Regions from separate parts of the Mus musculus genome. Here all the other regions are linked to region 2. The links are chromatin loops, found by intact Hi-C in ENCODE. Cell type or tissue: gastrocnemius. All regions are shown on one strand.

What was found. A loop is a pair of places that touch in the nucleus more often than their neighbours do. Peaks named below come from ENCODE experiments on the same cell type or tissue, not always from the same donor. Only the 100,000 strongest peaks of a DNase experiment are listed, where the experiment ranks them.
Region 1: a loop joins it to region 2, with 8 times the contacts of the local background. A loop is called at or near these places in 22 of 42 quality-filtered maps.
Region 3: it touches region 2 in a loop (12-fold over the local background); 35 of 42 quality-filtered maps call a loop at or near these places.
Region 4: a loop joins it to region 2, with 9 times the contacts of the local background. A loop is called at or near these places in 26 of 42 quality-filtered maps.

The regions. Positions count from the first base shown.
Region 1 is chr13:62,465,264-62,473,263 of GRCm38, reverse strand. It overlaps Zfp935 (zinc finger protein 935), which reads left to right and starts at 6,452. Exons shown (of 4, transcript NM_178875.4): 1 at 6,452-6,557. The coding sequence starts at 6,555. In gastrocnemius, a CTCF peak has its summit at 3,113 (motif pointing left); DNase peaks (open chromatin) are centred at 5,921 and 6,378; H3K4me3 peaks cover 1,933 bases; H3K27ac peaks cover 1,181 bases.
Region 2 is chr13:62,850,828-62,858,827 of GRCm38, reverse strand. It overlaps Fbp2 (fructose bisphosphatase 2), which reads left to right and starts at 428. Exons shown (of 7, transcript NM_007994.4): 1 at 428-700; 2 at 3,762-3,924; 3 at 4,762-4,854. The coding sequence starts at 531. In gastrocnemius, CTCF peaks have their summits at 2,191 (motif pointing right), 2,417 (motif pointing right) and 3,948 (motif pointing right); DNase peaks (open chromatin) are centred at 2,395 and 3,954; H3K4me3 peaks cover 3,044 bases; H3K27ac peaks cover 2,950 bases.
Region 3 is chr13:62,622,948-62,630,947 of GRCm38, reverse strand. 6720489N17Rik (RIKEN cDNA 6720489N17 gene) reads left to right here and starts at 6,766. Exons shown (of 3, transcript NM_173381.1): 1 at 6,766-6,910. The coding sequence starts at 6,908. In gastrocnemius, a CTCF peak has its summit at 3,686 (motif pointing left); DNase peaks (open chromatin) are centred at 966, 3,690 and 6,746; H3K4me3 peaks cover 1,029 bases; H3K27ac peaks cover 511 bases.
Region 4 is chr13:62,760,463-62,768,462 of GRCm38, reverse strand. Mir713 (microRNA 713) reads right to left here and starts at 7,724; the gene lies at 7,617-7,724. It also overlaps Platr25. In gastrocnemius, a CTCF peak has its summit at 4,476 (motif pointing left); DNase peaks (open chromatin) are centred at 4,461 and 7,734; H3K4me3 peaks cover 662 bases; H3K27ac peaks cover 281 bases.

The DNA.
Region 1 (8,000 bases), 390 kb after region 2:
TGTGCTCTGCCTTCCCCGTGACGTCAACTCGGCCGATGGGCTGCAGCCAATCAAGGAGTGACACGTCCGAGGCGAAGGAGAATTCTCCTTAAAAAGGGACGGGGTTTCGTTTTCTCTCTCTCTTGCTTCTTGCTCTCTTGCTTCTCTCTCTTGCTTCTTGCTCTCTTGCTTCCTGCACCCTGGCTCCTGAAGATGTAAGAAATAAAGCTTTGCCGCAGAAGATTCTGGTCTGTGGTGTTCTTCCTGGCCGGTCGTGAGAACGCGTCTAATAACACCAACCCCTCTAGCAAACAGAGTAGAGCCAAGAATGTAGGTTAGCCAGTTCAGTGACTCTGTTCCAGGAACTTGACTAACCACAGGACAGATAATTACACAAGCTGCTTCAGTGACCTTTTTCCAGGAACTGGCTGACCACAAAAGTTACATTAAAACTTGAGAACAATCTTGAGAAGCAGGGAGTTTCCCCTTGTGATTTTTTCCACTGGTATTTCGGTATTTTCCAATAAAGCCCTCCCTACCCCTTTGGATTCTGGGTTTTTTTCCTGTAAATATCTCCTCTCCAACCCCTGCATGGGATTCCAGGAGTCAGCCCCAGCGCGCTGGTTCCTGTCAATAAACCTCATGTGATTGCAGCAAGGACAGTCTCTCCTGAGTTCTTGGGGGGGATTGTCTGAGGGTTTCCCCTCTTTAGGGGTCTTTCAAAACCATACGTTTGATTCTTTACATCACATGTTGTCATTCCTGACTGAAAGAGTAACTCAAACATGTTTTGTTCCCTTGTATAGAAGTATATATTTATACCATTAACTTTTGAGACCATATGACAGGATGCACAGAAAAGCTCTCATTTATGGAAATACCCAAGAAAATGCCAGGTGACAGCTCATAGGTAACTATTTAGACCTTAGGATTTTGGGGAACTATAGTTATAGATCAAGGTGAGCTGCCATGGAAATGCTAGGAATGAAGGCTGGTTCTCCAGTTGGTGCTCTTAACAACTGAAAGATCTCTCCAGCCCTACTAACCCACATTCAATAAAGTAAAATATAATACCATACACAAGGTATTTCGGACAAGAGGAGCAGCTTTGAAAAGTGCTGCAAGCACATAGTGGAGTTGGCCTACAAGTGAGACTATGTGTGCTTCAGAGACAGAGGTGGAAGACCAGAGATGCCTAAGTATATTGTAGTCAGGCAATTTCATTATCTGAAGAAGCTGAAAAATAAGCTTCATGGTTTTATATTTTTCTGCTGGATGTTGTGTTGCTTTGGTCTGTTCCTTCTTTGATATGCTTTGATTCTTTGTGGAATAATATTGTTTATTCTTAGCATTGTATGTTGGAAACATAACGCTGTCATTGATGGTCATGGAAGAGTGTGGTTGTGTAAGAGACAGAATTCATTCTCTAGGCATTGAAGCAAGATGTGGCATTTAAATGGGAATGTTGCCCTTTGCTCCTATGTTGCATACTTATTTTCCAGTACCTGGAAGTCTTTCAGAGGAGTAGGAGGAAAGTATAGGATAATCATTGTGGGGAATTTGGGTGACAGCTACCTCAATATCTAAGGTGGGAGATATTTGCCACCATAAAAAACAAAAAGCTCACTTTCAGCTTTTGGATTCAAGGTAGGTACTTTATCTACTTCACAGAGAAGAGGGCCTATCTTATTTTCATCCTAATCTGTCACTTGTGCTCCCCAAGTCCTATTGCTTATTAAAGAGGGGAACTCTTAAGTAGGAGAGTTAGCCCCAGGCAATGAGTTCCCTATTTGGCTAATCAATGCAAGTCAGTCAGTCCTTGAATCATACACATAACCAATAAAAATGCAGTCAGCAAGTTTTATTTATGTATTTGAGTCTTCATAGTCACACATGTATGTAACAAGGAAGAAACTGGCAGGGAAGAATTTAGGATGGAGAGGGGAGAAGTAAGGGGATAAATTGTTAAAGGATATTTGCATATGGTTCTTAGAAAGAGTGATTTGTATTGAAATATCCTAGCTTAGGAAGACTTTGCCTTTTCAGATGCAGCTAGGCCTGTTTTGGAAAGGTGTATTTTGGGTGTGCCTCTGAAAGCCAAAGCCTCAATACAAGAGAATGCTAAGGAATGGAAAGTGCCTGCCCATTTTGAGGCAAGTTACTTGGGAGGGGTCTTGAGGTCTTTGCTGGGTGACTTGGGGCAAAGTCAGCTTGGATGGCATTGAGATGCTCTTCTGTAAAGGTGAGAAGTTTCAGCTCCCTACAGACTTGACCCGGGTCCTCCCACCACTACCTCCCCCTGGAGCTGACCTGCTGCAGCCTGCCAAGGATGTAGTAAGGGAGATAGAGCCTGGTTTTGTAGCAATAAGACATTTGAGCTTTCTCTTGGTGGGCACTCTCTTTGGACTCTGTCTCTATGTCTTGACTTAGAATAGCATTGTGGAAGCAGAGTGGTAAGAAATAGCAGGACAAAGATGAGGAAGGATTTGAAGAAAGAGAGCAAAGGAGCCCTCCTGGGTTTCAGTGAGCTCAAGAGAAAGGTAGACTATGTAAATGGGCATAGACAAAGAGATTTCTGAGCGTCTAGCAGTTTAATTGTACATTCAAGCTTGTAAATAGATATATTGCATACAGTTAAGGAAATGAAGTTAGCTCACTAGGCTATCATGGTTTTACCAAATCTCCCACCTCATTTGACATTTTTGGGAATATATATTAGAAAAATATAAAAAGGTGGGCTGGTGAGATGGCTCAGTAGGTAAGAGCACCCGACTGCTCTTCTGAAGGTCAGGAGTTCAAATCCCAGCAACCACATGGTGGCTCACAACCATCCGTAACAAGATCTGACTCCCTCTTCTGGAGTGTCTGAAGACAGCTACAGTGTACTTACATATAATAAATAAATAAATCTTTAAAAAAAAAAAAAAGAAAAATGTAAAAAGGTAAAGGTTACATGAAGTGTTGTATTATGTTCTAATTTAAATGCATAAAATTAATTTTACAAGAAAAATATAATAAATACAGATATAGTTATGAGCATTGGATGTTGTTCCAGGTGATGCAGGTTGCATTCTAAAAAACAACATGGCTGTAATTCAATTGCTGTAACTGCAATTCAGAGGGATATAGTGCCCTCTTCTGACCACTGTAGGTAATGCACATAGACATGTTCCAGCAATAGGCTCACATAAGTAAAATAAAAATAATGTATATAACATGGAATCTTCTACAGAGATGTCACAGCCTTGAGACACACAGCATTCAGGATGCACTTCTTTCTGGTCCTACAGAGAAGCACCTGTGCCTTTCCTCTGAACCAAGTTGCTGATTAAGAAAAGCAGCCTTATTCTGAGGTTAGACTAGCTCAGCAAACCTGCTCACGTAAGAACGGTAACCACAGTGCTGTTAGGTGATGTTTCCTTGGTATTTTCTGTTTGTATTCTCTGTCCATTGTATATGGAGAGTTGTGGCATTGATACATCTTTTAAATGTACTTTTAGATCATACATTGTTGACTAGAAGGTCGTTTTCCTCTGTAAATCTCCATCTGCCTAAGTGACTATTGTTCAAACTATAGCTGTGGCCCTAACCTAAGAGAGACTTAGGTACAACAGCATATTGGGAACTAAAAATTCTGTTCTAGGCTGGCTCTTCTTGGGCATCAGTCAAAGATGAGTGAGTGATCTTTTCCTATGAAAGGATGCTATTTCTACCTGTTACACCTCCAGTCTTTTAGAAAATTATTTCTGAGACAAGGTTTCCTATGGTGAGTCATGTAGCTCTCATTCCACTCTGTTATCTCTCAGGGCAGTATCATTGCTATCCTATTGTTTAAACCAACTAAATTCTTTTTTTTTAAAGATTTGTTTATTTATTATACACTGTAGTTGTCTTCTGACACACCTGAAGAGGACGTCAGATCTCATTACCGATGGTTGTGAGCCACCATGTGGTTGCTGGGATTTGAACTCAGGACCTTTGGAAGACCAGTCAGTTCTCTTAACCACTGAGCCATCTAACCAGCCCCCCACAACTAAATTCTTAAGTTAACATTTGTACCACCACTGTGTTTTAAAATTATGCATTTGAGTCATGTAATAAACTGTTTGTTGAGTCAATAGGAAATGGATTTGCATGAGGGGCATAGCTTCTGCATTCTGACCACAATAGGAAGAAGTTTATTGTGTACACTAATGGGGGAATCAGGGTGGGTAATCAGCTGCTAGAGTTGCAATAATGAAAGTGCCTGATGCTGGCATGGAGGTAATTTTATAATTTTCAGTGTGTCTTAATTCATGTTGGGTAAATGAAGGCAGACTAGATCTATGGGTGTATGATTTATGATGTCAGTTAAGCCAGTGAATACTCAAATTGCAGTTAGGTTACTACTGTCCTATGAGATATGTGCAATCCTCATTGACATAATTAAGTCAGCTCAGAAATTTAAAACACAGGCCTTCATTGGCTGTAGTTGTGTGTGTCAAGTTACAGTTCTCAGCAGGCAACAATCCACATAGAAGCATGGTCAAACAGTATTTGAAAGATGCTATTCCTTCTACCAGGAAATGGACTATTCTTTTACAAAGTCAGAATGGCTATGTGTTTTTTCAATAATATTTCTGTTTGTAATAAGTCAATTATTGGTTCGCTTTAAATGCAGCACTGCTCTGATCTCTTACTTGTATCCATTCTGTGATGTTTCCCAGGCATAAGAATTTCTTTCCATTTCTTTTACAAGTGCTGCTTAGGACAAGGTCTCCTGTGCCCAGGCTGGGTCATGCCATGTAACTGATAATTGCCTTGTACATCTAATCCTGTCTCTAAAGCCACATGATGGGAAGACAGTCCTGCATCTCTTCTAGGCTAGGCTTTGAAGGTGAAAGTTTTCCTGGTATGTCTGTACTTGACATTAGCAATGAGTAGTGAGGTCACCAATTTTCCATCTTAATAGTCACCTTGACTGGTCATTACTCTGGTCTGCAGCCCAGGCAATTAATAATCTGGAAAAGGGGGCTGAGGAGAAGGCTCAGCAGGTAAGAACACTGACTGCTCTTCCCAAGGTCCTGAGTTCAAATCCCAGCAACCACATGGTGATTCACAACTATCCATAATGAGATCTGGAGTGTCTGAAGTCAGCTACAGTGTAATTATGTATAATAATAATAAGAAATAAATCTTTGGGCGAGAGCAAGCAGGGACTAAGTGAGTGGGACTGACCAGAGTGAAGCAGAGGTCTGAAAAATTCAATTCTCCACAGCCACATGAAGGCTCACAACCATCTGTACAGCTACAGTGTACTCATATACATAAAAAATAAATATATAAATCTAAAAAGAAAGAATCTGGATAAAAACTGAACTTCCTGTTAACTGATGTTGCCACCAATGTAATTATTTCAAATGACTGTAGTTACAGGAGTTCAGTTACTTAAAACCAAAGAGATGGGCACTGTGAATGTTTTTATTATTTTCACCATTTAAGATGGGAAAACCCTTATTTACTCTGGAGGTTTTGGTTAAGTAGAAAAAAAATTAATCTAGGCCAGAACTTCTGCTGTGAGCCTACATATATAAAGGATATTGAAGATGGTAGTTCTTTCTCTTTCTCTTCTTCCCACATACTGGCCAGCAAGGTCTCTTTATTTTTCTAGCATTAAGGCTCCATCTTTGGAATGCTGAAAAATACTAAAGACCAGCTGAGACATAAAGGCACTACTGTTTTCTTCAAATCTCCGTTGGTACAGTCATTGATTTACCAGTGGGGCCACATTCTGTGAGCCATTCTTATCTATCCACTTTCTGCATACTTAAAGATATCCATGCTCTGAGTTCTGTTCATCTGGAAAACCTTTACTAATACAGATATGTTTTTTCACCTTCCCACGTAGGAAGATGTGCTGGCTAACAATAGTGCTCCATAGTGATTGGCAACCATCCCCTGCTTTTCTCCCAGGGTTGTCTGGAGTCTCATCTGTAGCAATTGCATATTAGCTGCGATTTTCCTGATGTCAGTGTAAAATGAGAGAAGCAAACATCACATTTTATGTCCTAAAAATCTCTCTTTAATTGTAATTATCCTTGGAACCTATAGTTCATTCTGCTCCAAGTTGAATAATGTACTGTGCAAGGTGTGGCTCTTGATTCCTTGGTGGAGGAGGGGGGCGGAGCGAGGAGAAGCAGAACCGGCGGCGGCCTTGGAGGAGCAGGAAGAAGAAATTCCTGCTGAGTTCTGGATGACAGAAAGATAGACTATTGTTGGACAGGACTGAAAGAAAGTCTTGCAGATCTCAAAAGGGTCAGCATCTGGATAAGAAACCCGAGCTGGGAAGCCCTAAGCTGTGTGCCTTCAGCGCACTGTAACCCTAAGGGAGGTGCTCATGTCAATCAAGTCTCACTAGCCAATCAGGGCCTCCGGATAGGCAGGGCAATAGAAGTAGAGGCGTGTTCTTCCGTGTGCCTTGTTCCGGTGCTCTGTGTTCCTTTCCGTTTCGAGCAGGCTGAAAGCTTGGTCTGATTTGTTTTAATCTCTGCTGCCAGGGGCCTTAGGGAATTGCCAGCGATCTACGACGTGGCGACATGGTGAGCGTGTGACCACTGCCCTTAACCGGAAGGAGCAGGGGTCTAAGAAGCTGGAGTCGGGGTGACGGGATGCAGGGGACCAGCCCTGGCCATTCTTGGTTCCTCTTCAGGCAGTGGAGGGGGAAGAGTGTCTGAGGTGACAAGACTTGGTTTTCAGGGATGTTTAGGGTTGCTGTTTAGTATTAAGACGTTTGCCTATCTTAAGTCTCAGTCGCGTTGCAGCAGAAGCTGACCTGCCCGAGTTCCTCTGAGGCAAGGCTGGACGCTGCGATCTCTGGTATTTAGAGCCTCCTCTTAAAAAGACAGGGGATTAAGTGAGTAGCTTTTGTTCTATCTCCACAGAAACTGGGCTGCTCTAACTTCCAGCTGCTAGTTGAAGTCACAGGAAGAAAAGTGGGACACTTTTAAACATGTCTTTAATCTTTATTTCCAAGTTCTTCTAAAAAGTTTCCTATGAAAGTTCTCTAAGGAAAGGGAGTGGGTGATTAAGTAAAGGAGTCATTGCTAGAGCCTTTCCCTCTTGTCCAGATGCCTCTTGCTTGATAAGCTTGGGGGAAGTTTGGAGCAATAAACTTCTCTTAAACCAGGAGAAGAGAGCCACCCTCACAGTAGAAAAGACTTTTACACAAGCAAATATGGATAAACTCACATAAATTCATAATACAAATTATTATACTTTTGAGCGGTTAGTTTGTTCCAATGTATGTTGAATTTTCAACTAGAGGGGACTCCTTTGCAGATATGTCTAATCCACTTGCACAGTTACTTCAGCTCAGAGTGTTGAGAAGCTGTGTGTTAGGTTACGTCTCTCCGCAGCTCACATTGCACGTAGGGGTGAGATCTAACTGTATCTTCTCTTTTTAGTGCTTTTTGTTTTTTGTTTTGTTTTGTTTTTGGATTTTTTTTGAGACAGGGTTCCTCTGTATACCTCTTGCTGGCCTGGAACTCACTCTGTAGACCAGATTGGCCTCGAACTCAGAAACCCGCCTGCCTCTTCCTCCCAAATGCTGGGATTAAAGGCGTGCGCCACCACTGCCTGGCCTAACTTTATCTTCTTATGTCATTATCTCTGCTAGGGAATAGCCTGCAATTTTTCAAAATCACTCTCCTTTACCAATAACCAGACCAACACCAAATGGCTTCTCATCTCTCTCTTTTATAGAAGATTCTGATGCTAGGAGTATTTGCTCAAAAGCGCATACATCCTGCTATCTATTATACTTTTAATATTTATTATACATTATATTGTGATTAGTGAATCAAAGTCAGCTGTCTGTCTGTATCAGACCCTATCTCAAACACAGGAAATAATCAAAATTGTATTTGTGATAGGCTTGCAGACTCCAGTTTTTCTTTCTTTTACAAATTAATATTAAGGTTAAAATTAGATTCCAAGTTAAAAGTCACCTTTTTTTTTTTTTGTGACTTGTTCTTCATTTGTAA
Region 2 (8,000 bases):
CAAGCCTGAAAGAACTCTTGCTCCAGTCACCCTGGGATTGCCATTAGTTTGTTATGTGACCTATGCCCCAGATAAAGAATCTGCCAATATGCCATCTGAGAGTCTCAACCGTGCAGAATGACACACAGTGGCGGCTAGCTGCAGAAAGCCCTCTTGCTTCCCATAGGAGGAATTTGTGAGTCATTTTATTAGCTAGTCTTCTTTCACCTGTGGCTGATCCTGGCTTCTTAGGATCAAACAAAACAAAACTGGGTGTAGAGATTGAGGCCAGCCCTTCCCTGTAGCGCAGTACTATTTACAGCCTGCTTCTTGCACTGTGGCAGCTGCCACCGTCAGGGAGGGAGGCCAGGGAAGTTTCCTTGAGGGCTTGTCCGGCTATCTGAGTCACGTGGGGTGGGGTTCATTTCCCTCGGACTTTGGCACAGTCAAGTGCAGGTGTGTCTTCAACGAGTAGGCTGTGAGGCTGCTGCCTTGAGAGAGCAAGGATTTCTACAAGGAGCAAAGGGAGGCTTTGGGATCTCATTTGCACAATGACGGACAGAAGCCCCTTTGAGACAGACATGCTGACCCTGACCCGTTACGTTATGGAAAAGGGGCGACAGGCCAAAGGGACCGGAGAACTCACCCAGCTGCTCAACTCGATGCTGACTGCCATCAAAGCCATCTCTTCCGCAGTGCGCAAGGCCGGCCTGGCCAACCTGTAAGTCCTGGAGAGCATGCGCAGGCAACCCAAGCCAGGGTGTGGAAGCCACAGACCGGTGCTTGTGCTAGAAACGGGGTCCAAAGCTAATTTGCTCTTTGTGCCGTAAGGACACTGCATTTAAATTCTTTAAGCCTGCTTTGATAAAGCAGCCTTTGGCATGTTTTGCAAGGAAAGGGAAAAACTGCTTAGCAACAAACTGCAGAGAAAAGTGTGACTACCGGTTACTTGGGATTATAATGGTAACACTATAGCTTGTTGCCTCAAAACCTATATTGAATTCTCATTACTTATATTTGCAAAGTCTTAATGGGACTTTAAAATGTGTTTTGATGCCTTTTTTTTTTTTTTTTTTTTTTACCCCGTACAGGTGTGTTCAGTTGTCATGACCTCTGTCAGTATTGTGGGGTAGAAATCACCAGAACACAGGTTAAGGGGGCTTGACTGTCATGAAAAGAACCTGGCTCAGTTTTCTCCATCTTCACGTGGTGTTCAGGAATCTGGACAGGCTGGGCTGGGGCAGGCACAGCAGAGCACCTTTGCTTGGTTCTCTTTTGCAAAACAGGGCCACGTTCATGCTGGAGTTGCTCTTGGCCACAGCCAGGAGTACGGTTTTAAGGCATGATGAAAAGAAATCACTTCCTTTGGACTTCCATTTTGATTCCAGTGAAGGGCCCCTCTGAAGTCGAAGGAAGGGACATACATGTGTGTGTGTGTGGGGGGGGGGGACCCTCGAAGAAGAGCCAACAAAGTCCACCTATTTAAAATGTTTATTCTCGATCGTGTGGTGCCTTTATTCCCAAACTGTGACAGCATTAATTTCATAATTGCAATCATAAAACCACCACAGAGCTTACTATGTACGTGTTTAGGAACAGATAACAGGACCCAAATTAAAGATGATTGATTGGCTCTTTCCCCGGCCCGTGCTGTCCCTTAACTGTGTGATTACTTCATTCGGCAAGAACGGCCAAGCGCTCTCTGCCTTTAAGAACATGCTTCCAGAATGGGCGTTGCCTGCATGTGTGAAGATCATCCCCGAGTAACATTAGATAGCGTCTTTGCTACTCCTGTGTTCCCGCTCTGCTATAATTAGGGCGGTTTCCTGTGGCCACTCAGGACTTTTGCCCACACTTTTAACCCCTCCTCCGTGCAGGCCTCTCGGCTCCACAGCAACTCTCTTGGCAGCGTTCCTTGTGTATCTGCCACAGTCTGCTTCTCAGTGGTTCAGCATCCGACCAAGGGCCATGAAGGTCTAGATAGTTAAGTGCTTTATTTAACTTGGTTTTTCTTACCTTGTAGCTGTGGAATATGGTTTATTCTCGCTAAGACCTCCATGTTTGTAAATCTGGGAGCTACTAATAGTTTTAACACAAAGGGCTGTTACAAGGGTTAGTAAGTCATTAGGGCTATGGTTCTGACAGTGATAAATACTCAAGACATGCCCCACTATTAGCTACCATGGTTCTGAGACCATTCGAGGAAAAACTTACAGACTGGCCTATGTGGTGATTGACCACTTGGTGGCAGGCTCAGCCCTGGAAGTGGTGTCAGACAGAGTCCTAGGTCCCTGGACTGCTCTTCATAGTGGGGAAACCCTAACCTCCTCACACAGAGAGCAGCCACGGGGGTGGGGAGGAGACAGGGGCTGCAGGTACCCTGGCCTTGTCCAGTGCAGCTGTGTCCAGCCTTTAGGCATCGTGACAGGACCTCGTGGTTTACAGATGTGTTGGGCAGCATTCACGCACATGGCCAGTAGGTGGCAGGCTGTACACATTTGCTCAGCTCTTCATGCCCCAGCAACAGCTGCTTACATAGGAGACTGTGATCCTGAGGCAGAGCAAACCAATTTAATTGTTCTATTTGTTTGCTTACACGCTGCCGTTTTGAACCAAGGGGTAACAGCCTTTGAGGTCATGACGTTTGACGTGAGGTTGTTTCCCAAGGCTCATCATACCATACATCAAATTCTGGATGGGAGTAAAGTGGGAGGGGACGCCGTCAGTTAGAGAAAGGGGAGGGGTGCTTTTATGGACGTCAGCGTCCATACGCGGCTCTCAACTAGAGACACCTGTTCGCATCACCTGAGGATTTCTTCAACAAATAAATGGAATTAAAGGGAAGGGAAGAGGGCAAATGGCTTTTTTTTTTTTTTTTTTTTTTTTTTTTTTGCCACCCCTTCTCCATAGTTCAGCAGGACCTGGCTCTGAGTGTGGGTTAGTTAGCTTCCCCATTGCTGTGATAAACACCAGGACTAAAAGCAACTTGGAGGAGGAAAGCAGTCCATCACTGGGGCGCGCGGGAGGGGGGAGGCGTGGGGGGTGGGGGGACGGTCAGAGCAGGGACTCAAGGCAGGGACCCAGAGGCAGGAACTGAAGCAGAAGGCACGGAGAACGCTGTTTACTGGCTTACCCAGCACCACCCACCCAGGGGTGACACCATCCACAGTTGGGTGGGCCTCTCACATCAGTCAGTAACAAAGAAAACGGATGTTTCCACAGGCCAATCTCCTGAAGCCATTCCTCGATTGAGGTTCCCTCTTCCTAGGTGACTCGAATTTGCTTCAGATTGACAGAATTAAAGCAGCCCAGAGTGAGACGAGCCCGAGGTTATCGGGGACACCCTGAAGGCTTGAGGTGTGAGGAGGAGATTGTGTATTATGGCTCTAAAACACAAGCCTCTGTAGAGATGTTTGAAGTTGAAGCTTGATGTTCCAGTGTCGAAAAGCTATGACCATCCACTCTTTGGTACCCTTAGTTATCCTTAGGGGCTCTCCCGTTCCCTCTAGCTGCCAGTGCCACGCAGGAGTCTGCATTTTAGTGAGACTGGATCTGGTCAACTTCCTTGGAAGACCAAGGAGACGTGACAATGCCCCCAAGGTGCAAAGGAAGTAACCTTGAGTATCACTGCTTTGGGTCATAGCACGCTCCCTATGTATTTATAATTTGGAGATGGAAGAGGCACGGGGGAGAAGGGTACCTGTACTGTTGGTTTGGGCTCCTCACATTCTTTGCTGGGATTAAGACCCCTTCGGTGACTTAATCTACCCTTGTCTTCTTAGGTATGGGATTTCGGGGAGCGTGAATGTGACAGGAGATGAGGTGAAGAAACTGGACGTGCTGTCCAACTCCCTGGTCATCAACATGCTTCAGTCCTCCTACAGCACCTGTGTGCTCGTCTCCGAAGAGAATAAAGAGGCGGTGATCACAGCCCAGGAGAGGAGGGTGAGTCTAGCGCCGGCTGCAGTACCTCCCGTCAGCAGTAGATGGCGCTACTGGGCTGAGAGAACGGATTGTTTTGCTTAAACTTTTTCTGGGATTGTCCTGTATTTTAGGACTTTTGTTTTCTGGAAACAAAGCATTTCTCAGTTCTTCAGCGGGAAATTGTACGTGGTCTCCTGTTCAGTGCGTCAGTAAACAGGCCTTGGCGTCATTTTGATGAACTTGGACTTTGTAGAGTCCAGGGATAAGGAGGGTTTATTTGGGGAAGTCTTCTCTTTGACAAGAGCTGTACAGAGCAGTCTCTGATTCAGCCCCACCCCCACCCCCAAGATTTCTTATCTATGGCCTTCACTACCCCTGTCTGGAAGAGGGCTGCAATCTCTTGCAGGGAGTGGCTCTTCCCAAATAGATTAGCCTAGCAAATAGACGAATTCGGGGAACACTTTATGATAATCCTGTGCCCTCGGCAGAGTTTGCTAGCGCACGGAAAGGGGTTACATTCAGCAGAGTCACAGAGACTTATTAAAGACTGAAGTTTGCTGGTGGTCAAAAATTCGGTCAACCTTCAGTCACAATACTGTTCTGCGTTTGAACATCAGTTCCACCACCCGAGCCTTGCAGCAAGTGGTTGTGAGTGTATTTTTCAGCATACACCAGACATATAACCGATACCTGTTGAGCTATGTCCATAAGCAATGTCTTTTGGCATTGCAGAAATGGAAGGCTCATGGGTCTAAATGTCTTTGCTGGGACAAACGTCAGTCGCGTGCAGCTCTAATATAGCACAGTTGGGCCAATAGGTAGCTGTGCTGACGGGGTGCTTTTCTGTCTGTGATGTAGGGGAAATATGTGGTTTGCTTTGACCCTCTGGATGGATCTTCAAACATTGACTGCCTGGCCTCCATCGGAACTATATTTGCTATTTACAGAAAGGTGAGTAGATAGACTAGCATCTTTCCACTTAGTTCCTAGTCTGGAAGTCTATCTTTTCTTTTACTCACTAGACAAAGCACCGGAGGCAACTCCAGAAACCCCTCTCTCTTCTCCCTACCTTGCAATCTCCACTGGGAATCTTCATCTACCTTCTTCCCAACATTCCCCTGGGAGAGAAAAATGGCAGGGCTCCCATGGGGACCTTGTTCTGATTGTCTGGATGGAACTGAATAGCCTTCATCCAAAATGCTAAGGGGCAGAACTATCAGGATTTCAGATTTTGAAATTTTTGCAAATAACATAATGAGTTGTTTTGGGAATGAACACAAAACTCAATTGTGTTTCTCATAGACCTTGTACCCATCACCTGCATGTAACTTCATACAGTATATGTTCTAAGTACTCTAACCTGCAACCCAGGGTCAGGTACAGAATCTGCCATGCATGAGCTCATACTGGTACTTAAAAAGCTTCAGGTATTAGAGGATTTTATTTATTTACTTATTTTAAGCAGTGTCTTGCTAGGTAGTTCTAGCTGGCCTTGAATTTACAATATTCTCGCCTTACGCCCCTGGATGCTGGAGTTACAGGCATGTGCCACCATGAGTAAGAGTAGGGATACTCCACTCTCACTAGGCTCTAAGCACACACATCCTCTGCTTCCGAGTGAGACTCAATGCTTACTGTTGGTTTTCTGTTGCCGCTGTGTACTTTAAGCCTCTTAGAGGCTTAAAACACCCATTGATTATCTGTTCACTAAATCAGAGAAGGCTTGGAATACCTAATCACCCATTGATTATCTGTATTCTAAATCGGAGGAGGACTGCCAGCTTTATCTACTTAGGGTCCATAAACCAGCCAATCTGATCTCTTCAGTACCTAGAAGCTGGGAGTGGGAAGAATTTGCTTCCAGGTGAGCTTAGGTTAATGTGAGCTTCGGTTGACGGTGGAGTTCAGTTCCATTTTGTAGTACACTAGAAGTATTTTCCCTCTTTGTTAGAGGAGTCCTTTTCAGCTTCTGGAAGCTGCCTGTATTTGGCCTGTGACTTCTTCAGTTTCAAAGTTCACAAAGGCCCCATGGCCTTCTCTCAGAGTCACTAAGACAGCCCCTCCTTGACATTGCTTCAGTCTCCTTGACTTGCCCTTGAGAGCCAAGTAAGTTCAAGCTTTCATTTGTTTAGACAGGACTAATATTTTCAGGACCACTTGGAAGAAAAGGGTCACCTCATCTTACAGCCCAGCCCTGGGGGAAGTCAAGGTGAGAACTCAAGGCAGGACCCTGGAGATAGAAAGTGAAGTACAGACCACAGGGTAATACTGCTTATTGGCTCACCCACCTGGCTTGCTCTGCTGCATAGCCCAAACTCGCCTGCCCAGGGATAGTGTCACACCCAGTGGGCTGGGTCCTCCTCCATCAATTAACAGTCAAGAAAACATCCGGTAAGACATGCCCACATGCCAATTTGATGGAGGCACTTCTTCAACGGAAGTTCTTTCTTCCCAGATGCGTTGAGTTGACAACCACCACGTCTGGGCTAAGCCTTTGCCTCAGTCCCAGGAAGTGGGTAAAGACCCACTGAGGAGGAGACCCTTTGACTGAGGAGCAGTAGAAGGACAGAGAAGGAGAATTAACTCAGTGTAGCTCACTGTGTCAGCAATGGCTGGATGACAACTTAAATGGGTTCCCCAACTCCATCACTGCAGCCTTTAACATCTGAAGACCAACTGCGTTGGAAACAAAGGGGTATTATTATTCATGGCATATAGCCATCATGCTTGAATTTAGAGAGACTCAAGACACAAGGGTTTTGCCTTAAGTTTTAAAATAAAGCACAGGCTCTAATGGCCAGTCCAAATAACCATGGGCCTCCTTAGATTATAGTTCTAAAGAAAAGGTAGACTCCAAACACACCAATGAGGGTGTGCTAGGCATCAGAGAAGACATGTCTGATTATACCATCAGGTATCTGGAACACCAAATCATAAAGTCAGAATGTTGAGCTGTGGTTGGGCGTACCTACAGTCAGTAGACAAAGTGTATTAGTTACAAACTTGAAGACCTGACTGTAACCCCATGGACCCACATAAAAAATGTCAGGTATGGTAGAATGCACTTGAAATCCTAGTGCTGGTGCAGTGGGGACAGGATGATGCTTAGGGCTTACTGGCCAGTCAGTACGGCCTACCTGGTGAGTTCCAAGCCAATGAGGGGTGTTGTCTCAAAAGGAGGTCAACAGGGTTCATAAGGATAAACCTAAGGTGTCTTCTGGCCTTTACCTTGTAGGGCTGCTGAGTAGAGATCACTGTAGTGAGTTAGGGACATGGCTTGTGGGAATTACAAGGGAGGGGATGACTTGAGCATCTTATAGTGCTCTTGACAGGATTCAAGAACAGATACTCCCATGGAGACACAAGAGCAGCCTTGGTTCTGGCTCTCAGTCTGAGCTGTTCATGAGCCAGTAACTCACATCCTCTGGATGCGCTCTCTGCAGCTCAGAATTGTTCCCGAGTCACCCGAGTTTGTCCACTGTGCAGCACCCCATAACCACTGAAATAAATAATTTTTTCTTTTTTTATTCTCTAATCCTTTTTTATAGTCTAGTCTTCATCCCCCTGCCAGTCTGCCCCCACCCGATCTCTCCCCATCCTATACCTCCTACCCACCCCACCCTGTCTCCAAGAGGATGACCCCACCCCTCCACCCCTATCCCACCAGACCTCCCCACTCCCTGGGCCTCGAGTGTCTCAAGGGTTAGGTGCATCTTCTCTCACTGAGGTCAGACTAGGCAGTCCCCTGCTGTATATGTGTCAGGGGCCTCAAATCAGCTGGTGTATGCTGCCTGGTTGGTGGCTCAGTGTCTGAGAGATCTCAGGGATCCAGGTTAGTTGGGGCTGCTGGTCTTCCTGTGGGGCCGCCCTTCTCAGCTTCTTCCAGCTTTTCCCCAGTTGAACCACAGAGGTCCCCGGCTTCTGTCCATTGGTTGGGTGCTACTATCCGCATCTGACTTACAGCTGCTTGTTGGGACTCTTGCTGGGCTCCTGTCTACAAGCGCGCCACAGAGCATCAGTAACAGTGTCAGGCCAGGCCTTGGGGCCTCCTCTTGAGCTGGATCCCAATTTGGGCCTGTCACTGGACCTCCTTTCTC
Region 3 (8,000 bases), 230 kb after region 2:
ACCTCTCCCAGCCTGGGCTTTGACTGCATTGAAAGGAAAGATAGGCCAGTGAATGATTGTCATCCAACTTCTGTTTTCTGTTGGGACTGTCCAATGAAGCTGCACCTGTGCAAGAATTGAATTTTGTGACCAACTTTGAGATATGTTTAGTCATAGCCCAGAAAGGGTCAGGACAAAAGGAGGTGATAATATCTCTGCTTTGACAGTACTTAAGATTTGCATTGAAGTAATCAATTTTAGATGATTGATAACTGTCCTGCTGACCCATTTTTCTATCCAACCCCAGACAATCAAGTATCTGGATAAAAAGCTGAACTTGCTAAAATGTCAGATTACTGTAGTTACACTAGTTCTTCCAAGAATAATATCTAGGTAATGATTGTGTTCCTACCGAATGAGACATTTTTCCAAGTTTTAAGATGATCCTCCTGAGAGACTAGGCCTGAGTAACACTTGGTGTGCTCTAATACACTTCCCTCCTTCTGGAGAACATAATCATCAAGCCTTTTCCACTTTAAAGCTGTATTTTCCATTATACTTACAGCATTCCCACCATCTCTCTTCTGTCTCCGAATTCCTTCATAGACAATCTATTGTTTTTCATGAGGGATATTTCTCTGTGAACAACAGTTACTGTTTGAATGTGACCTATGTTTGTCTGCAGGACTTCCCAGCTATGAAGCAAATTGATGGCAGAACTAACTGTAGGTGTGTAAGAGAATGTACACATGATGTACCCTGTTCCTTGATTGAATAAATCAAGTAGACATGCTCTGGAAGACTGCAAGTTCTTCTTCATATCTAAAATTTCCCAGTCTAGGACCCTGTCTGCACCCATTGTGGAATGGCAGAGCTCAATAGGCCTGGCCTCTCTGAGTCATTTGATCTCTTCCCATCCTTAGCAGTGCTGCTACTTTCCTGAGGTCCAGCAGGGTGACCTAGATAGTGATGGACGCTGGAAAGAGCTAACACTCAGTAGCTACAGTAGGAGAAACCTTGTGGGTTCATTCTAAGATTCTCCTCTGAAGCAGCCCTACAAGCAATACTGTGCTGAGTGTGGCAGCCAGTGTTTAGGATGGTAACTTCCATGGTCAGGAAGAGCAGGTTGGCTGAGCTATCAGAATCTGATCTGCTGGGACTGGGAAGGGTTGTTAGAGAGACAGTAGTCCTGCTCATTCATGTAGTGACCTGGGCAGAGGAAAATTATACCAGTAAGTATGGTTTAACACAGAAAACAAAGGGAGTGAAAATAAAACATGGTCCAAAATTGAACTGTGAATCTATCTGTGGTCGGGGATTCTGTGTTTGTAGATAGAATAAACTCTTCTCACTGTAGATTAGGATTTTTGACAAATAACAACACAAATTGTTTAAAAGCTTGTTTTTTTGTTTTTGGTATAGTTTATTTATTTCCCCTGAAATCGTAGACTAGAATATACATTTGATACTTTATTTCACATGTCATTGCTGAATGAAAGAGTAACTCAAGCAACTTTGTTTTGTTCCTCTGTAGTATAGAAGTATATTTTCATGCCATTCATTTTAGAATCTATATGAAAGACATGCAGAAAAGGTCTCATTTATGGAAATACTACAGAAAATAACAGTTGACAGCTCATATGTAACAATTTGGACCTTATGTTTTTGTGGAACTAAACAGTTGTAGATCATAGTGAGCTGCCATGTAAATACTAGGAATGAAGCCTGCTTCTACAGTTGGTGCTCGTAACAACTGAAAGATCTCTCCTTCCTCACTAACCCAATTTCAATAAAGTAAAATATAATACCATACACAAGGTATTTGTGACAATAAGAGAATCTTTGAAAAGAGCTACAAGCAAGTCGTGGAATCGGCCTAAAAGTGAAGCCATGTGTGCTTCAGAGACAGAGGTGGAAGACTAGGGATGCCTAAGTTTATTGTAGTCAGGCAATTTCATCACTATCTGAAGAAGCTGAACAATGAACTTCATGATTTCATATTTTCCTGCTGGATTAGGTCTTGCTTTGGTCTGTTCCATCGTTGATATGCTTTGACTCTTTGTGGAATATTGTTTATTCTTAGCTTTGTATGTTGGAATCATAACAGTCTCATTGACAGTCATGAAAGAGTGTGGTAGGGTAAGAGCCAGGATTCACTCTATAAGAGTTGAAGCAAGATAATGAGTTTAGATGGGAATGTCGCCCTTTACTCCTATATTGCATACTTATTTTCCAGTACCTGGAAGTCTTTCAGAGGAGTAGGCGAAAGGTATAGGATAATCATTGTCGGGAATTTGGGTGACAGCTACCTCTATATCTAAGGTAGGAGAGGTTTGCCACCACAAATAGCAAAAAGCTCACTCAGTAAATAATTTTATTATTTAAATAAAAATAATCCACTTGTAGCTTTTGGACTCACAGTAGGTACTTTATCTACTTCACAGAGAACAGGGCCTATCTTATTTTCATCCTAATCTGTCATTTGTGCTCCCCAAGTCCTATTGCTTATTAAAGAGTGGACCTCTTAAGTAGGGGAATTAGCCCCAGGCAATGAGTTCCCTATTTGGCTAATCAATGCAAGTCAGTCAGTCCTTGAATCATATACACATATCCAATAGAAATGCAGTCAGCAAATTTTATTTATGTATTTGAGTCATCATAGTCACACATGTATATAACAAGGAAGAAACTTTCAGGGAAGAATTTAGGATGGAGAGGGGAGAAGTAAGGGGATAAATTGATTAAGGATATTTGCATATGGTTCTTAGAAAGCATAATTGGTATTCAAATATCCAAGCTTAGTAAAGACTTTGCCCTTTCAGATGCACCTAGGTGTGTCTTGGAACGGTGTATTTTGGGTGTGCCTCTGAAAGCCAAAGCCTCAAAACAAGAGAATGCTAAAAAATGGAAAGTGCCTGCCCAGTTTAAGGCAAGTTACTTGGGAGGGGTCTTGAGGTCTTTGCTGAGTGACTTGGGGCAAAGTCAGCTTGGATGGCATTGAGATGCTCTTCTGTAAAGGTGAGAAGTTTCAGCTCCCTACAGACTTGACCTGGGTCCTCCCACCACTACCTCCCCCTAGAGCTGACCTGCTGCAGCCTGCCATGGATGTAGTAAGGGAGATACAGCCTGGTTTTGTAGCAATAAGACATTTGAGCTTTCTCCTGGTGGGCACTCTCTTTGGACTCTGTCTCTATCTCTTGACTTAGAATAGCATTGTGGAAGCCGAGTGGTAAGAAATAGCAGGACACAGATAAGGCAGGATTTGAAGAAAGAGCAAAGGAGTCCTCCTGGGTTTCGGTGAGCTCAAGAGAAATGTAGACTATCTGTGTAAACCGGCATAGACAAAGAGATTTCTGAGCATCTAGCAGTTTAGTTGTACATTCAAGCTTGTAAATAGGTATTTTGCATACAGTTAAGGAAATGAAGTTAGTTCACTAGGCTAGCATGTTTTTACCAAATCTCCCACCTCATTTGACATTATTGGGAATATATATTAGAAAAATGTAAAAAGGTAAAGGTTACATGAAGTGTTGTATTATGTTCTAATTTAAATGCATAAACATTTATTTTACAAGGAAAATATAATAAACACAGATATAGTCATGATCATTGGATGTTGTTCCAGGTAATGCAGGTTGCATTCCAAAAAAACCTCAAGGCTGTAATTCAATTGCTGTAACTGAAATTCAGAGGGATATACTGCCCTCTTCTGACCACTGTAGGTAGTGCACACAGACAGGACCCAGCAAAACACATACATAAAATAAAAATAACGTATAAAATATGGAATCTTCTACAGAGATGTCACAGCCTTGAGACACACAGCATTCAGGATGCACTTCTTTCTGGTCCTACAGAGAAGCACCTGTGCCTTTCCTCTGAACCAAGTTGCTGAGTAAAAAAGCAGCCTTATTCTGAGGTTAGACTAGCTCAGCAAACCTGCTCATGTAAGAACGGTAACCACAGTGCTGTTAGATGATGTTTCCTTGATATTTTCTGTATTTGTATTCTCTGTCCATTGTATATTGGAGAGTTGTGGCATTGATACATCTTTTAAACTTACTTTTTAGATCATACATTATGGACTAGAAGATGGATTTACTCTGTAAATCTCCATCTGCCTAAGTGACTATTGTTCAAACTATAGCTGTGGCCCAAACCTAAGAGAGACTTAGGTATAACAGCATATTGGGAACTAAAAATTCTGTTCTAGGCTGGCTCTTCTTTGGGCATCAGTCAAAGATGAATGAGTGATCTTTTCCTATGAAAGGATGCTAATTCTAACTGTTATACCTCCAGCCTTTCAGAAAATTATTTCTGAGACAAGGTTTCCTATGGTGAGTCATGTAGCTCTCATTCCACTCTATTATGTCTCAGGGCAGTAACATTGCAATCCTATTGTTTAAATCAACTAAATTCTTAAGTTAACATCTGTACCACCACTGTGTTTTAAAATTATGCATTTGAGTCATGTAATCAACTGTTTACTGAGTCCATAGGAAAAGCATTTGCATGAGGGGCATAGCTTCTGCATCCTGACCAGAATAGGAAGAACTTTATTGTGTACACTAATGGGGGAAACAGGGTGGGTAATCAGCTGCTGGAGTTGCCATAATGAAAGTGCCTGATGCTGGCATGGAGGTAATTTTATAATTTTGTAGCATGTCTTAATTCATGTTGGGTAAATGAAAGCAGACTAGATCGGTAGGTGTATGATTTGTGATGTCAGTTAAGCCAGTGAATATTCAAATTGCAGTTAGGTTACTATTGTCCTATGAGATATGTGCAATCCTCATTGACATAATTAAGTCAGCTCAGAAATTTAAAACACAGGCCTTCATTGGCTGTAGTTGTGTGTGTGTCAAGTTACAGGTCTCAGCAGGCAACAATCCACATAGAAGCAAGGTCAAACAGTATTTGAAAGATGTTATTCCTTCTACCAGGAAATGGACTATTCTTTTACAAAGTCAGAATGGCTATGTGTTCTTTCAATAATATTTATGTTTTTAAAAAGTCAATTATTGGTTCCCTTTAAATGCAGCACTGCTTTGAAATCTTACTTGTATCCATTCTGTGATGTTTCCCAGGCATAAGAATTTTTTTCAATTTCTTTTACAAGTGCTGCTTAGGACAAGGTCTCCTGAAGCCCAGGCTGGGTCATGCTATGTAATTGATAATTGCCTTGAACATCTAATCCTGTCTCTAAAGCCACATGATGGGAAGATAGTCCTGCATCTCTTCTAGGCTAGGCTTTGAAGGTGAACGTTTTCCTGGTATGGCTGTACTTGACATTAGCAATGAGTATTGAGGTCACCAATTTTCCATCTTGATAATCACCTTGATTGGCCATTACTGTGGTCTGCAGACCAGGCAATTAATAATCTGGATAAAGGGGCTGGGGAGAAAGCTCAGTGGGTAAGAACACTGACTGCTCTTCCCAAGGTCCTGAGTTCAAATCCCAGCAACCACATGGTGGCTCACAACTTTTAATAATGAGATCTGGAGTGTCTGAAGTCAGCTGCAGTGTAATTATGTATAATAATAATAAATAAATCTTTGGGCCAGAGCAAGCAGGGACTAAGTTAGTGTGGCTGACCATAGTGAAGCAGAGGTCTGAAAAATTCAATTCTCCACAGCCACATGAAGGCTCACAACCATCTGTACAGCTACATTGTACTCATATACATAAAACAATAAATATATAAATCTAAAAAGATAGAATCTGGATAAAAACTGAACTTCCTGTCAACTGTTGTTGCCACCAATGCAATTATTTCAAATGACTGTAGTTACAGGAGTTCAGTTACCTAAAACCAAACAGATGGGCACTGTGAGGGGTTTTTATTATTTTCACCATTTAACATGGGAAAACCCTTCTTTACTCTGGAGGTTTTGGTTAACAAGAAATTCTGCTGTGAGCCTACATATATAAAGGATATTGAAGATGGTAGTTCTTTCTCTTTTCTTCCCACATACTGGCTTGCAAGGTCTTTTTATTTTTCTGACATTAAGGCTCCATCTTTGGAATTCTGTTACGTGCTGAACACCAGCTGAGACATACAGGAACTACTGTTTTCTTCAACTCTTCATTGGTACAGTCATTGATTTACTAGTGGGGCCACATTCTGTGAGCCATTCTTATCTATCCAATTTCTGCATACTTTGAGAGATCCATGCTCCGAGTTTTGTTCATCTGGAAAACCTTTACTAATACAGATATGTTTTTTCACCTTCCCACGTAGGAAACCGTGCTGGCTAACAACAGTGCTCCATAGTGATTGGCATCCATCCCCTGCTTTTCCCCCAGGGTTGTCTGGAGTCTCATATGTAGCAATTGCATATTAGCTGCGGTTTTCCTGATGTCAGTGTAAAATGAGAGGAGCAAACATCATATTTTATGTCCTAAAAATCTCTCTTTAATTGTAATTATCCTTGCAACCTATAGTTTATTCGGCTCCAAGTTGAATACTGTACTATGCAAGGTGTGGCTTTTGATTCCTTGGTGGAGGATGGGACAGAGTGAGGAGGAGGAAAACCGGCGGCGGCCTTGGAGGAGCAGGAAGAAGAAATTCCTGCTGAGTTCTGGATGACAGAAAGATAGACTATTGGAGGACGGGACTGAAAGAAAGTCTTGCAGATCTGAAAAGGGTCAGCTCCTGGATAAGAAACCCGAGCTGGGAAGCCCTATGCTGTGTGCCTTCAGCGCACTCTAACCGTAAGGGAGGTGCTCATGTCAATCAAGACTCACGAACCAATCAGGGCCTCCGAATAGGCCCGCCAATAGGAGTAGAGGCGTGTTCTTTAGTGTGCCTTGTTCCCCTACTCTGCATTCTCTCCGTTGCGAGCAGGCTGAAAGATTGATCTGTTGTGTTTTGATGTCTGCTGACAGGGGCCTTAGGGAATTGCCAGCGATCTACAACGTGGCGACATGGTGAGCGTGTGACCACTGCCCTTAACCGGAAGGAGCAGGAGGCTAAGTAGCTGGAGTGGGGGTGATGGGATACAGGGGACCAGCCCTGACCATTCTTGGTTCCTCTTCAGGCAGTGGAGGGGGAAGAGTGTCTGAGGTGACAAGACTTGGTTTTCAGGGATGTTTAGGGTTGCTGTTTAGTATTAAGACATTTGCCTATCTTAAGTCTCAGTCGCTTGGCAGCTGAAGCTGACCTGCCCGAGTTCCTCTGAGGCAAGGCTCTCTGGTATTTAGAGCCTCCTCTTAAAAGGCAGGGGATTAAGTGAGTAGCTTTTGTTCTATCTCCACAGAAACTGGGCTGCTCTAACTTCCAGCATGCTAGTTGAAGTCACAGGAAGAAATGTGGGACACTTTTAAACATGTCTTTAATCTTTATTTCCAAGTTCTTCTAAAAAGTTTCCTATGAAAGTTCTCTAAGGAAAGGGAGTGGGTGATTAAGTAAAGGAGTCATTGCTAGAGCCTTTCCCTCTTGTCCAGATGCCTCTTGCTTGCTAAGCTTGGGGGAAGTTTGGAGCAATAAACTTCTCTTAAACCAGGAGAAGAGAGCCACCCTCACAGTAGGAAAGACTTTTACACAAGCAAATATGGATAAACTCACATAAATTCATAATACAAATTCATACCCTTTTGGTCCAATGTATGTTGAATTTCCAACTAGAGGGGACTCCTTTGCAGATATGTCCAATCCACTTGCACATAGGGGTGAGATCAAACTGTATCTTCTCTTTTTGGTGTTTCTTATTTTTTATCTTTTTGGATTTTTTTGAGACAGGGTTCCTCTGTATAGCCCTGGCTATCCTGGAACTCACTTTGCAGACCAGGCTGGCCTCGAACTCAGAAACCCGCCTGCCTCTTCCTCCCAAGTGCGGGATTAAAGGCATGCGCCACCACTTCCTGGCTTAACTTTATCTTCTTATGTCTTTATCTCTGCCAGGGAATGGCCTGCAATTTTTCAAAATCACTCTCCTTTACCAATAACCAGACCAACACCAAATGGCTTCTCAGCTCTCTCTTCTATAGAAGATTCTGATGCTAGGAATATTTGCTCAAA
Region 4 (8,000 bases), 90 kb after region 2:
ACTCAACAGCTAACATTGCTCATGGGGTGAGGTAAAACCCCATCTTCTTAACAGCATTCCCACTGCCAGGGATGCTCTCCTTTTTTTGAAAATTGGTGTAGATGTGTGAGAACTTTTCAATGATGTTTAAATTTTTAAAGAGTTTCTAATTGATTTCAGTTTTTTGTTTGTTTGTTTGTTTGTTTGTTTGTTTTTTCGAGACAGGGTTTCTCTGTGTAGTCCTGGCTGTCCTGGAACTCACTCTGTAGACCAGGCTGGTCTGAAACTCAGAAATCCACCTGCCTCTGCCTCCTGAGTGCTGGGATTAAAGGCGTGCGCCACCACCACCCCCTGTGATTTCAATTCTTGAATTTGATTTCCTGAAAATGCATCTCTGTTATTGTCCCTTAATCGTTTTCATTCTCCAGTACTTCCCAGTCATTAAAATTTTCTTTTAATTTTTTAAGAGTGCTGTTGATTATTTATTTCTGTTTAGAGCATTATCTCCTGTACCATACTCTGGCTCATACTCTGTAATTTAGAATCAATGTGATCTTCCAATCCTGTCTCTGCTGCCACAAGCTTGGATGTCAGTCCTGCACCTCTCCCAGCCTGGGCCTTGACTGCATTGAAAGGAAAGATAGGCCAGTGAATGGTTGCCATCCAACTTCTGTTTTCTGTTGGGACTGTCCAATGAAGCTGCACCTGTGCAAGAATTGAATTTAGTGACCAACTTTGAAATATGTTTTGTCACAGCCCAGAAAGCTTCAGGACAAAAGAAGTTGATAAGATCTCTGCTTTGACAGTACTTAAGATTCGCATTGAGGTAATCAATTTTAGATGATTGATAACTGTCCTGCTGACCCATTTTTCTATCAAACCCCAGGCAATCAAGATTCTGGATAAGCTGAACTTGCTAAAATGTCAAATTACTGTAGCTATACTTGTTCTACCAAGAATAATATCTAGGTAATGATTGTCTTGCCACCAAGTTAGACAATTTTTTTTTTTTTTTTTTTTTTTTTTTTTACAGTTTTAAGATGATCCTCCTGAGGGCTGGCGATATGGCTCAGTGGGTAAGAGCACTGACTGCTCTTCTTAAGGTCCTGAGTTCAAATCCCAGCAACCACATGGTGGCTCACAACCACCCGAAATGAGATCTAATCTAATGAGATCTTCTGGTGCGTCTGGAGTCAGCTACAGTTTACTTAGATATAATAATAAATAAATCTTTAAAAAACATGATCTTCCTGAGAGACTAGGCCTGAGTAACACGTGGTGTGCTCTAATACACTTCCCTCCTCTCTGGAGCACGTAATCATCAAGCCTTTTCCACTTTAAAACTATATTTTCCGTTATACTTACAGCATTCCCACCATCTCTCTTCTGTCTCTGAATTCCTTTACAGACAATTCATTGTTTTTCATGAGGGCCGTTTCTCCTTGAACAACAGTTACTGTTTGAATGTGACCTATGTTTGTCTGCAGGACTTCCCAGCTATGAAGCAAATTGATGGCAGAACTAACTGTAGGTGTGTAAGAGGATGTACACATGATGTACCCTGTTCCTTGATTGAATAAATCAAGTAGACATGCTCTGGAAGACTGCAAGTTCTTCTTCATAACTACAGATTTCCCAGTCTAGGACCCTGTCTGCACCCATTGTGGAATGGCAGAGCTCAATAGGCCTGGCCTCTCTGAGTCATTTGATCTCTTCCCATCCTTAGCAGTGCTGCTACTTTCCTGAGGTCCAGCAGGTGACCTAGATAGTGATGGAAGCTGGAAAGAGCTAACACTCAGTAGCTACAGTAGGAGGAACCTTGTGGGTTCATTCTAAGATTCTCCTCTGAAGCAGCCCTGCAAGCAATACTGTGCTGAGTGTGGCAGCCAGTGTTTAGGATGGTAACTTCCATGGTCAGTAAGAGCAGGTTGGCTGAGCTATCAGAATCTGATCTGCTGGGACTGGAAAGGGTTGTTAGAGAGACAGTAGTCCTGCTCTTACATGTAGTGACCTGGGCAGAGGAAAATTATACCACTAAGAATGGTTTAACACAGAAAACAAAGGGAGTGAAAACAAAACATGGTCCAGAATTGAACTGTGAATCTATCTGTGGTCGGGGATTCTGTGTTTGTAGATAGAATAAACTCTTCTCACTGTAGATTAGGATTTTTGACAAATAATTCAAATTGGTTAAAAGCTTGTTTTTCGTTTTTGGTATAGTTGATTTATTTCCCCTGAAATCATAGACTAGAATATACATTTGATACTTTATTTCACATGTTGTCATTGCTGAATGAAAGCATAACTCAAGCAACTGTGTTTTGTTCCTGTGTAGTATAGAGGTATATTTTTATGCCATTCATTTTAGAATCTATAGGAAAGACATGCAGAAAAGGTCTCATTTATGGAAATACCCCAGAAAATACCAGCTGACGCCTCATATGTAACAATTTGGACCATATGTTTTTGTGGAACTAAACATAGTTCTAGATCATAGTGAGCTGCCATGTAAATGCCATGCCTGCTTCTACAGTCAGTGCTCGTAACAACTGAAAGATCTCTCCTTCCTCACTAACCCAATTTCAATAAAGTAAAATATAATACCATACACAAGGTATTTGTGACAATAAGAGAATTTTTGAAAAGAGCTACAAGCAAGTCGTGGAATCGGCCTAAAAGTGAAGCCATGTGTGCTTCAGAGACAGAGGTGGAAGACTAGGGATGCCTAAGTATATTGTAGTCAGGCAATTTCATCATTATCTGAAGAAGCTGAACAATGAACTTCATGATTTCATATTTTCCTGCTGGATTAGGTCTTTCTTTGGTCTGTTCCATCGTTGATATGCTTTGACTCTTTGTGGAATAATATTGTTTATTCTTAGCATTGTATGTTGGAATCATAACAGTCTCATTGAAGATCATGGAAGACTGTGGTAGAGTAAGAGGCAGGATTCACTCTATGAGAGTTGACGCAAGATAATGTGTTTAAATGGGAATGTTGCCCTTTACTCCTATGTTGAATACTTCTTTTCCAGTACCTGGAAGTCTTTCAGAGGAGTAGGCAAAAATTATAGGATAATCATTGTGGGGAATTTGGGTGACAGCTACCTCTATATCTAAGGTAGGAGAGGTTTGCCACCACAAATAGCAAAAAGCTCACTCGGTAAATAAAATAATCCACCTGTAGCTTTGGATTCGAGGTAGGTACTTTATCTACTTCACAGAGAAGAGGGCTTATCTTGTTTTCATCCTAATCTGTCATTTGTGCTCCCCAAATTCTATTGCTTATTAAAGAGGGGAACTCTTAAGTAGGAGAATTAGCCCCAGGCAATGAGTTCCCTATTTGGCTAATCAATGCAAGTCAGTCAGTCCTTGAATCATACACATAACCAATAAAAATGCAGTCAGCAAGTTTTATTTATGTATTTGAGTCTTCATAGTCACACATGTATGTAACAAGGAAGAAATTGGCAGGGAAGATTTAGGATGGAGAGGGGAGAAGTAAGGGGATAAATTGTTGAAGGATATTTGAATATGGTTAATAGAAAACCTAATTTGTATTGAAATATCCAAACTTAGGAAGATACTGCCTTTTCAAATGCAGCTAAGTGTGTCTTGGAAAGGTGTATTTTGGGTGTGCCTCTGAAAGCCAAAGCCTCAATACAAGAGAATGCTAAGGAATGGAAAGAGCCTGCCCAGTTTAAGGCAAGTTACTTGGGAGGGGTCTTGAGGTCTTTGCTGAATGACTTGGGGCAAAGTCACCTTGGATGGCATTGAGATGCTCTTCTGTAAAGGTGAGAAGTTTTAGCTCCCTACAGACTTGACCCCGGTCCTCCCACCATTACCTCCCCCTGGAGCTGACCTGCTGCAGCCTGCCAAGGATGTAGTAAGGGAGATAGAGCCTGGTTTTGTAGCAATAAGACATTTGAGCTTTCTCCTGGTGGGCACTCTCTTTGTACTCTATCTCTATCTCTTGGCTTAGAATAGCATTGTGGAAGCAGAGTACTAAGAAATAGCAGGACACAGATGAGGCAGGATTTGAAGAAAGAGAGCAAAGGAGCCCTCCTGGGTTAAGGTGAGCTCAAGAGAAAGGTAGACTATCTGTGTAAACCGGCATAGACAAAGATTTCTGAGCATCTAGCAGTTTAGTTGTACATTCAAGCTTGCAAATAGGTATTTTGCATACAGTTAAGGAAATGAAGTTAGCTCACTAGGCAAGCATGTTTTTACCAAATCTCCCACCTCATTTGACATTATTGGGAATATATATTAGAAAAATGTAAAAAGGTAAAAGTTACGTGAAGTGTTGTATTATGTTCTAATTTAAATGCATAAAATTTATTTTACAAGGAAAATATAATAAACACAGATATAGTCATGAGCATTGGATGTTGTTCCAGGTAATGCAGATTTCATTCCAAAAAACCTCAAGGCTGTAATTCAATTGCTGTAACTGCAATCCAGAGGGATATGATGCCCTCTTCTGACCACTGTAGGTAATGCACACAGACAGGACCCAGCAAAAGACTCACATATATAAAATAAAAATAACGTATAAAATGTGGAATCTTCTACAGAGATGACACAGCCTTGAGACACACAGCATTCAGGATGCACTTCTTTCTGGTCCTACAGAGATGCACCTGTGCCTTTCCTCTGAACCAAGTTGCTGAGTAAAAAAGCAGCCTTATTCTGAGGTTAGACTAGCTCAGCACACCTGCTCACGTAAGAACGGTAACCACAGTGCTGTTAGGTGATGTTTCCTTGATATTTTCTGTATTTGTGTTCTCTGTCCATTGTATATGGAGAGTTGTGGCATTGATACATCTTTTAAATTTACTTTTAGATCATACATTATGGACTAAAAGATAGATTTACTCTGTAAATCTCCATCTGCCTCAGTGACTATTGTTCAAACTATAGCTGTGGCCCAAACCTAAGAGAGACTTAGGTACAACAGCATATTGGGAACTAAAAATTCTGTTCTAGGCTGGCTCTTCTTTGGGCATCAGTCAAAGATGAATGCGTGATCTTTTCCTATGAAAGGATGCTAATTCTACCTGTTACACCTCCAGCCTTTCAGAAAATTATTTCTGAGACAAGGTTTCTTCTGGTGAGTCATGTAGCTCTCATTCCACTCTGTTATGTCTCAGGGCAGTAACATTGCAATCCTGTTGTTTAACCCAACTAAATTCATTTTTGTTTTGTTTTGTTTTTTCGAGACAGGGTTTCTCTGTGTAGCTCTGGCTGTCCTGGAACTCACTCTGTAGACCAGGCTGGCCTAGAACTCAGAAATCTGCCTGCCTCTGCCTCCTGAATGCTGGGATTAAAGGTGAACGCCACCACGCCCAGTTCCAACTAAATTCTTAAGTTAACATCTGTACCACCACTGTGTTTTAAAATTATGCATTTGAGTCATGTAATCAACTGTTTACTCAGTCAAGAGGAAAAGCATTTGCATGAGGGGCATAGCGTCTGCATTCTGACCAGAATAGGAAGAAGTTTATTGTGTACACTAATGGGGGAAACAGGGTGGGTAATCAGCTGCTAGAGTTGCCATAATGAAAAGTGCCCGATGCTGGCATGGAGGTAATTTCATAATTTTGCAGCATGTCTTAATTCATGTTGGGTAAATGAAAGCAGACTAGATCGGTGGGTGTATGATTTGTGATGTCAGTTAAGCCGGTGAATACTCAAATTGCAGTTAGGTTACTACTGTCCTATGAGATATGTGCAATCCTCATTGACATAATTAAGTCAGCTCAGAAATTTAAAACACAGGACTTCATTGGCTGTAGTTGAGTGTGTCAAGTTACAGGTCTCAGCAGGCAACAATCCACATAGAGGCAAGGTCAAACAGTATTTGAAAGATGGTATTCCTTCTACCAGGAAAAGGACTATTCTTTTACAAAGTCAGAATGGCTATGTGTTTTTTCAATAATATTTATGTTTGTAAAAAGTCAATTATTGGTTTGCTTTAAATGCAGCACTGCTCTGATCTCTTACTTGTATCCATTCTGTGATGTTTCTCAGGCGTAAGAATTTCTTTCCATTTCTTTTACAAGTGCTGCTTAGGACAAGGTCTCCCGAAGCCCAGGCTGGCTCATGCCATGTAATTCAGAATTGCCTTGAACATCTAATCCTTTCTCTAAAGCCACATGATGGGAAGACAGTCCTGCATCTCTTCTAGGCTAGGCTTTGAAGGTGAACATTTTTCTGGTATGGCTGTACTTGACATTAGCATTGAGTAGTAAGGTCACCAATTTTCCATCTTGATAATCACCTTGATTGGCCATTACTCTGGTCTGCAGACCAGGCAATTAATAATCTGGATAAAGGGGCTGGGGAGAAGGCTCAGCGGGTAAGAACACTGACTGCTCTTCCCAAGGTCCTGAGTTCAAATCCCAGCAACCACATGGTGGCTCACAAATATCCATAATGAGATCTGGAGTGTCTGAAGTCAGCTACAGTGTAATTATGTATAATAATAATAAATAAATCCTTTGGGCCAGAGCAAGCAGGGACTAAGTGAGTGGGACTGACCAGAGTGAAGCAGAGGTCTGAAAAATTCAATTCTCCACAGCCACATGAATGCTCACAACCATCTGTACAGCTACAGTGTACTCATATACATAAAAAATAAATATATAAATCTAATAAGAAATAATCTGGATAAAAACTGAACTTCCTGTCAACTGTTGTTGCCACCAATGTAATTATTTCAAATAACTGTACTTACAGGAGTTCAGTTACCTAAAACCAAACAGATGGGCACTTTGAGGGGTTTTTATTATTTTCACCAATAAACATGAGAAAACCCTTCTTTAATCTGCAAGTTTAGATTGAGATGAAAAAAATTAATCAAGGCCAGAAGTTCTGCTGTGAGCCTAAATATATAAAGGATATTGAAGATGGTAGTTCTTTCTCTTTCTCTTCTTCCCACATACTGGCTTGCAAGGTCTTTTTATTTTTCTGACATTAAGGCTCCATCTGTGGAATTCTATTACGTGGTGAACACCAGCTGAGACCTATAGACACAACTGTTTTCTTCAACTCTCCATTGATACAGTCATTGATTTACTAGTGGGGCCACATTCTGTGAGCCATTCTTATCTATCCACTTCCTGCATACTTAGAGAGATCCATGCTCTGAATTCTGTTCATCTGGAAAACCTTTACTAATACAGACATGTTTTTTCACCTTCCCAAGTAGGAAGATGTGCTGGCGAACAATAATGCTCCTTAGTGAGTGGCATCCATCCCCTCCTTTTTTCCCAGGGCTGTCTGGAGTCTCATATGTAGCAATTGCATATCAGCTGCGGTTTTCCTGATGTCAGTGTAAAATGAGAGAAGCAAACATCACATTTTGTGTCCTAAAATCTCTCTTTAATTGTAAATATCCTTGGAACCTATAGTTCACTCTTTGTCAAGTTGAATAATGTACTCTGCAAGGTGTGGCTCTTAATTCCTTGTTGGAGGAGGGGGCAGAGCGAGGAGTAGGAGAACCGGGGGCGGCCTTGGAGGAGCAAGAAGAAGAAATTCCTGCTGAGTTCTGGATGACAGAAAGATAGACTATTGGAGGACAGGACTGAAAGAAAGTCTTGCAGATCTGAAAAGGGTCAGCTCCTGGATAAGAAACCCGATCTTGGAAGCCCTATGCTGTGTGCCTTCAGTGCACTCTAACCCTAAGGGAGGTGCTCATGTCAATCAAGTCTCACTAACCAATCAGGGCCTCCGGATAGGCCCGCCAATAGAAGTAGAGGCGTGTTCTTTAGTGTGCCTTGTTCCCCTGCTCTGCGTTCCGCTCCGTTGCGAGCAGGCTGAAAAATTGGTGTGATGTGTTTTGATGTCTGCTGACAGGGGCCTTAGGGAATTGCCAGCGATCTACAACGTGGCGACATGGTGAGCGTGTGACCACTGCCCTTAACCGGAAGGAGCAGGGAGTTAAGCAGCTGGAGTCCGGGTGATGGGATACAGGGGACCAGCCCTGACTGTTCTTGGTTCCTCTTCAGGCAGCGGAG